Regions from separate parts of the Homo sapiens genome. Here region 2 is linked to region 1. Evidence: chromatin contacts called from ENCODE Hi-C or POLR2A ChIA-PET data. All regions are on one chromosome and are shown on one strand. The core of a region is the stretch at or near the end of the contact, and the rest is flanking DNA. Distances in the headings are between cores, read along the strand shown.

Region 1 (3,311 bases), core at 420-2,919:
TGAGGTGGGAGGATTGCTGGAGCCTGGGAAGTCGAGGCTGCATTGAGCCATGATTGCGTCACTGCACCCAGCCTGGGCGACAGAGGGGCCCCTGTCTCAAAAGCAAACAAACAACAACAACAAAAACACATAAAGGGACAGACTCAGAGGTCACATGTGCATGAGAAGGTGTGACCGCCTGAGGGGAGTGAGGCTGCTGGGAGCGGTGGGAGACCCCGCTGGTAGTTGTGGGCGACAGCACACAACACTGGAGAGCTTGCCCGCCTCTGCTATGCACTGAGTGATTGTCAGCAAGTCCCTTCCCCCGCTTGGGTCTCAGTTTCCCCATCTGTGGATTGAACTCAGTGACTTCCACAAGCCCCCAAACTTTAAGGTTATAGCATTAGATTTCAAGTATGTCCAGATAGGAAAGAAGACACAAAGAAAACTACTGGTTTCTTTTAAAGTACAAGATATCCCACCGAGTAGGAGGTGGGAAGCCAGGAGCCACCATATGAAGGGGAGCAGTGAAGGGAGTTCAGGCCAAGGGTCCACACCAGCTGCTGGGTGTGATGAATAACTCAGAGTTGGGGTCCAGAAAAAAGTAGGGACGGGCCAAAAACTAGGGATGAGCTCCCAGGAGAGTGAGTCCTAGAAGGGAGTTTGAGAGTCTAGCTGGGGTCTCCTACAGAAAGGTGGTCCTTCCCTCAGCACATCTCCTCCAACCGCCTAGTTTTGATGAAATCAAGAAGAGACGCTCAACGTAGCGGGTGTGATATCCTAGTACTCTCCTGCAGTTGGGAGAGTGTTGAGGGAGAGTTCCAATCCAGGATAACCCACCCTTATTCAAGAATTAAGCGAACAGACAAGGTCTACCCTCCTACAGATTACCTTTGAACAGCCGCAGAGGGCCAAAGATCCGAGGCAGTGAACTCCTGAGTCCGAGTGAGGGTAAAAGGAGTCCCCAGACGGTGGAAATGGGGGCCTGGGAGTCAGGAGTCCTGAAACCAAGGGGAGCGTCCCGGGATCCAGAAGAGGAGGTCTCAGGATGGAGTGGGAAGAGTCTCGGGACCACAGATGAGGGAGTTCGGTAACTAAAGGGGAGGATCCCAGGACCCGGAGGAGGTGGGAGGGACTCTCAAGACCTAGAGGGAGGAGTCCTGCGACCAAAGGGGAGGGGTCCCAGGATCCAGAGGAAGCCGGGGGAGGTCTCAGGACCGAGGCGAGGGAGTCCCGGGATCACAGAGGAGCGGGTCCCGGGTTCGAGTCGCTCTTGCCCTCCCGCCCGGGCCCCGCGCTCACTGTCCATGCCGGGGAAGGGCAGCGGCTGCGCCCCCAGCTGCTGCTCCACCGCGATCTCCAAGTCAAACTTGATGTGGTCCACGCTGGCGATGATTTCCTGCATGGCGGCGGCGGCGGCCCCACCGGCCCGGCTCCCCCTCGGTCTCCTGCAGCCTTCTCGCCTTTACCCGCCGCCGGCCCCGCCGCACACACTCCTCCTTCGCTTCGCCTCGCCGCCGCCGCCGCCGCCGCCCGAGGGATGCCGGGAGCGCCCGGAGCCCGCGCCGGCCCTTGCGCCTGTCCAGGCACTGCCAATCGAGACTCCGCCGTTCCGCTAGTCCCAGCTAGCCGCCAGCCGAACACCGGCCTCGCCAGAAACCTGAAACCAGCCGCGTGAGTCGGCGACGCGGATTGCGCCTGCGCGCTTGGGGAGAGGGGGACCCGAGGAAGAGACTGGTTCGCCGCGGGGACCGGGCAGGGCTCCCCGTCGGAGTGCACTGCGCCGGACACTTCAAGTGAGTTCCTGTGTGATCCTCGCAGGAGCCCCGGGACCCGGGCCAAGACACGCCAGAGGGGAAGGAAGTGCCCGAGCCGGGATTGGAGCCGGGGGCGTCTGAGGAGGGAAACTGAGGCTGCAGAAGTCCGTGTGGAGAGGGGTCGGCGTTGGCCTGAGGGTCCGGGTGGGCCTCTGAGGAGGGGCGGGTCTCTCCGAGGAAGGACGGCCGCAGCGTGTCTCTAATTCAGGGTTTTTTCTCGCTCTGTGGCCCAGGCTGGAGTACAGGGGTACGATCATAGCTCACTGCAGTCAACTTCTCAGACTCAAGCGATCCTCCCACCTCAGCCTCCCGAGTAGCTGGAACTACAGACGCTGCACCACCACACTTGGCTAATTTTTAAAATTTTATTTTTAATTTTTGTAGAGACGGCGGGGTTGGGGGGGCGGGTGGCGGGTCTTGCTATGTTGCCCAGGCTGGTCTCGAACTCCTGGCCCCAAGCCCAAAGCGATCCTCCTGCCTGGGCCTCCCAAAGTGCTGGAATTGCAGGCATGAGCCACTATACAGCCTAATTCAGGGTTTTTTTTAACCAGGGTGGGGTAATGAGCTTGTGTAGGAACAAAATGCACCCCTATTTTTCTCTATGTGAAGTATAGCATTTCCTTTCCTGATTGCTGGAGCAGCCTTAGCAGTGCCTGAAACTGTGAGGGTGAGTGTAAATGATAGTTCCAGATAACAGTTTGTGCAGGGCCAGGCATGGTGGCTCACACCTGTAACCTCAGCACTTTGGGAGTCTGAGGCGAGAGGATCACGTGAGGTCAGGAGTTCGAGACCAGCCTGGACAGGATGGCAAAACCCCGTCCCTACTGAAAATATAAAAATTGGCCTGGAGTAGTGGCGCGTTCCTGTAATCCCAGCTACTTGGGAGGCTGAGGCATGAGCATGGCTTAAACCCGGGAGGCAGAGGTTGCATTGAGCCGAGATTGTACCACCCCACTCCAGCCTGGTGACAGAGTGAGACGCAAAAAAACCCAGTTTGTGCAGCAACTACAAGGTGGTATCTTAAGCTGTCACTTACATTTATTACTGCTTTGAAATTATGATAGAGTCGGCCGGGCGCGGTGGCTCACGGCTGTAATCCCAGCACTTCGGGAGGCCGAGGCGGGCGGATCACAAGGTCAAAAGATCCAGACCATCCTGGCCAACATGGTGAAACCCTGTCTCTACTAAAAATACAAAAATTAGCTGGGCTTGGTGGCATGCGTCTGTAGTCCCAGCTCCAGGGGAGGCTGAGGCAGGAGAATCGCTTGAATCCGGGAGGCGGAAATTGCAGTGAGCCGAGGTCACGCCTGAGGACAGAGTGAGAGACTGTCTCAAAAAAAAAAAAAGAAAAGAAAAGAAATTATGATAGGGTCTTGTTATTTCATGCATTGAAAATAAGCATCTATACTAGTATAGCAGAAATTTGTTTTTAAAGCATTTTGATGCCATTTCAATATCATTGCTTTTTGTTTTGTAATTCTGTGTATTGTAATTAATGCACGTAAGGCAGGGCAT
Region 2 (3,311 bases), core at 546-3,045, 550 kb before region 1:
GCTCCCAGCTGAGCCACATAAGCTCAGAGCAGCCTGAGGCTTCCAGCCCCTGGGGTATCTCTGCTGCTCTCCCCTCCCTGGATCAGGGTGTCCTCTTCCTCCGTCCCCTTTCATGATTCTTCCCAGTGCCAGATCACGTGATACAGAGTGAAACCCATGTAGAGGACGCTAGGTACAGCCACCAAGATGACCTGGAAGACCCAGAAACGCAGCGGGGAGAGCGGGTGGAAGGCATCGAAGCAGGCAGCCTTGCAGCCCGGCTGCTGGGTGTGACACACGAATTCACTCTGCTCATCGCCATAGACTCCAGGCCCACTGGCAGCCAGCAGCACAAGGCGGAATCCCAGGAGCACGGGAAACAGGAGGCGCCCCACGGGGGTGGAGTGCCAGCTCTCCTCCGCCAGCAGCCACCACCTCAGGAACCTGCCACACATCCTGTTAGGGAGTTTTAAAAAAAGATTATTACACGTTATTGATTTTTTGTTTTTAAAGACCTCTGTTGCCCAGGCTGGAGTACAATGGTGTGATCATAGCTCACTGCAGCTTCCAACTGTTGGGCTCAAGCAATCGTCCTGCCTCGGCTTCCTGAGTAGCTGGGACTACAGGTGCATGACACCACGCCCAGCTAAGTTTTAATGTTTTTATAGATATGGGGTCTTGCTATGTTTCCCAGTCTGGTCTCAAACTCCTGACTTCAAGCAATCCTCCTGCCTCGGCCTCCCAAAGTGCTGGGATTACAGGTGTGAACCATTGCACCAGGTTATGAGTGATTTATTTTTTATTTTTTGAGACAGAGTCTTGCTCTGTCGCCTAGGGTGTAGTGTAGTGTCGCGATCTCTGCTCACTGCAACCTCTGCCTCCCGGCTTCAAGAGATTTTCCTGCCTCAGCCTTCTGAGTAGCTGGGATTATAGGCGTGCACCACCACAGCTGGCTAATTTTGTGTATTTTTAGTAGAGATGGGGTTTCACCATGTTGGCCAGGCTGGTCTTGAACTCCTGACCTCAGGTGATCCACCTGCCTTGGCCTCCCAAAGTGTTGGAATTACAGGCGTGAGCCACTGTGCCGGGCCATGTATTGATTTATGACTTTGCCTGTAACTTCTGCTTCTCTGCCTCTAAAAACCCTTACCTACAAGCCATTGGGGAATTTAGGTCTTACACTTGAGCTGGCTGATTCTCCTTGCTTGGCACCCTGCAATAAATGCCTCAGTTTCTCTCACTGGAATCCACATGTCAGTGTTTGCAGCACCCGGTGGTTGGACCCAAGTTCGATGAGGTAACAGACGTCCACTGGGTGTGCTGTAATCCCGCGGAGGTTTTCCTCCATAATAAAAGGCAGGAATTGGCTGGGCGCCGTGGTTCATGCCTGTAATCCCAGCACTTTGGGAGGTCGAGGCGAGTGGATCATCTGAGGTCAGGAGTTGGAGACCAGCCTGGCCAACATGATGAAACCCCGTCTCTACTAAAAATACAAAAAATTAGCTGGGTGTGGTGGCGGGCGCCTGTAATCTCAGCTACATGGGAGGCTGAAGCAGGAGAATCGCTTGAACCCAGGAGTTGGAAGTTGCAGTGAGCCGAGATCGCGCCACTGCACTCCAGCCTGGGCAACAAGAGTGAAATTCCCTCTTAAAAAAAAAAAAGACGGCGAGAATTGTGTGAGTTGTGCGAGGAAGACCGGATGACCGTTATCTCATGGCCTTTGCATCCAGGCTTTGAGCCAAATTCTCAAGGACTGGATCCTAACACTTGGCTGCAACTATTTCCTTGACCACTAGGGGGCAGGCAAAAGCCATAGCGAATCCGGCCTAGCGCTGATTGGAACCTGCTTGAGAAAAAGACCTCTTTGTTTAAGCCGGCGGTCCCCAATCTCTTTGGCACTAGGGACCGGCTCCGTAGAAGACAGTTTTTCCACGGACTGGGGAGGGGAATGGTTTTGGGATGATTCCAGTGCATCCCGTTTATTGTGCACTTTATTTCTATTATTATTACATCGTAATATATAATGAAATAATTCTACAACTCGCCACGGTGTAGAATCAGTGGGAGCCCTGAGCTTGTTTTCTTGCAACTAGATGGTCCCATCTGGGGTTGATGGGAGACAGTGACAGATCATCAGGCGTTAGATCTCATAAGGAGCGGGCAGCCTACATACCTTTCTTGCACAGTTCACAATAGGGTTCGTGCTTCTGTGAGAGTCTAATGCTGCTGCCGATCTGACAGGAGGTGAGCTCAGGCGGTAATTGGAGCAATGGTCGGGGGGTGGGGGAGCAGCTGTAAATACAGATGAAGCTTCGACCCTGCAGCTCACCTTCTGCTGCGTGGTTCGGCTCCTAACTGGCTATGAACGGGTACCGGGAGTTGGGGACCCCTGCCTTAGACTATCTTGTCTCTCTCTGGTGGACTCTCCTGGGGATAGTTCCCAGGTAGGCTGGAGGAATGATGCACACTGAATCAGGCAAAAGACATCAATCAGATATAGCAAGGTATACATATGTTAAGGTCCTCTTCAATTTCTCTGAGCTTTGCTTTTTCAAACTTCTTTCCCAGTAGAATTCACTGTCCCAGCCAAAAGGTTCTTCGTGGTCGTCAGAAATATTTAGTGCTTTCTATTGCCTTTGCTTACGTATTTATTGATTCATCCAGAAATTATGTATTAATTACCTATTGTATTAATATGTGTATTTATTTATTTATTTTTGAGACACGGTCTTGCTCTGTTGCTCAGGCTGGAGTGCAATAGTACAATCATAGCTCACAGCAGCCTTGACCTCCCATGCTCAAGTGATCTTCCTGCCTCAGCCTCCCAAGTAGCTGGGACTACAAGTGTGTGCCACCATGCCCAGATAATTTTTTATTTTTTTAAATGTAGAGACAGGGTCTTGCTATGTTGCCCAGACTGATCTGGAACTCCTGGCTCAAGCAATCCTCCCACTTTGGCATCCCAAAGAGCTGAGATTACAGGCATGAGCCACTGTGCCCGGACCTATTGTATATTTGATTCTCTGGTAGGCACTGGAGACTCAAAAGAACAGGGAATGTAAAATCCCATTCTGCATGGAAATCTTTTGACCTCGACTTGGCAAGCTGTCTTAGGCCTCCACATCTCTCTGAAATCCGAATTGCTCCAGGAAGTTTTCCCTGAGTATCTCAGTAGCCCTGTGTCCCTCTCCTCCTGCCCCACACCTGCCCAGGACTTGAATCCTGTGGCTTCTCTCTCCTCCTTTATCATCATCCATGTCTCCTGTTATAGATGAGGTCACATCTCCTATTCCAATTTTCCTTAGCCCTGGTCTGATCATGTGGATTTTGGT

The links. Hi-C counts contacts between places; a loop is a spot of excess contacts on that map. ChIA-PET counts read pairs that join two places held with the same protein, here RNA polymerase II (POLR2A). Pooled maps may share reads with other maps.
Region 2: a map of CD4-positive, alpha-beta T cell shows a loop between it and region 1 (2.9-fold over the local background). The contact joins the enhancer-like site here to the promoter of PTCD1 in region 1. A Hi-C loop is called at or near these places in 1 of 168 maps with a recorded cell type or tissue (CD4-positive, alpha-beta T cell) and 5 of 50 pooled maps. POLR2A ChIA-PET finds 5 or more read pairs at or near these places in 1 of 52 experiments (OCI-LY7).

What each region holds. Positions count from the first base shown.
Region 1 is chr7:99,437,156-99,440,466 of GRCh38, reverse strand. PTCD1 (pentatricopeptide repeat domain 1) reads left to right here and starts at 1,669. Exons shown (of 8, transcript NM_015545.4): 1 at 1,669-1,775. All of the region lies in intron 2 of ATP5MF-PTCD1 (ATP5MF-PTCD1 readthrough), which reads left to right. CPSF4 (cleavage and polyadenylation specific factor 4) reads right to left here and starts at 1,524. Exons shown (of 8, transcript NM_006693.4): 1 at 1,282-1,524. The coding sequence starts at 1,384. RefSeq lists a silencer at 1,230-1,529 and an enhancer at 1,790-2,079.
Region 2 is chr7:99,989,520-99,992,830 of GRCh38, reverse strand. It overlaps the pseudogene LOC100128334. Among named protein-coding and RNA genes, the nearest start is that of AZGP1, 15 kb to the right of the region's middle. Within about 2 kb of position 1,795, at least 3 of the 41 ENCODE cell types and tissues checked have a DNase peak (open chromatin) inside an H3K27ac peak, as active enhancers do.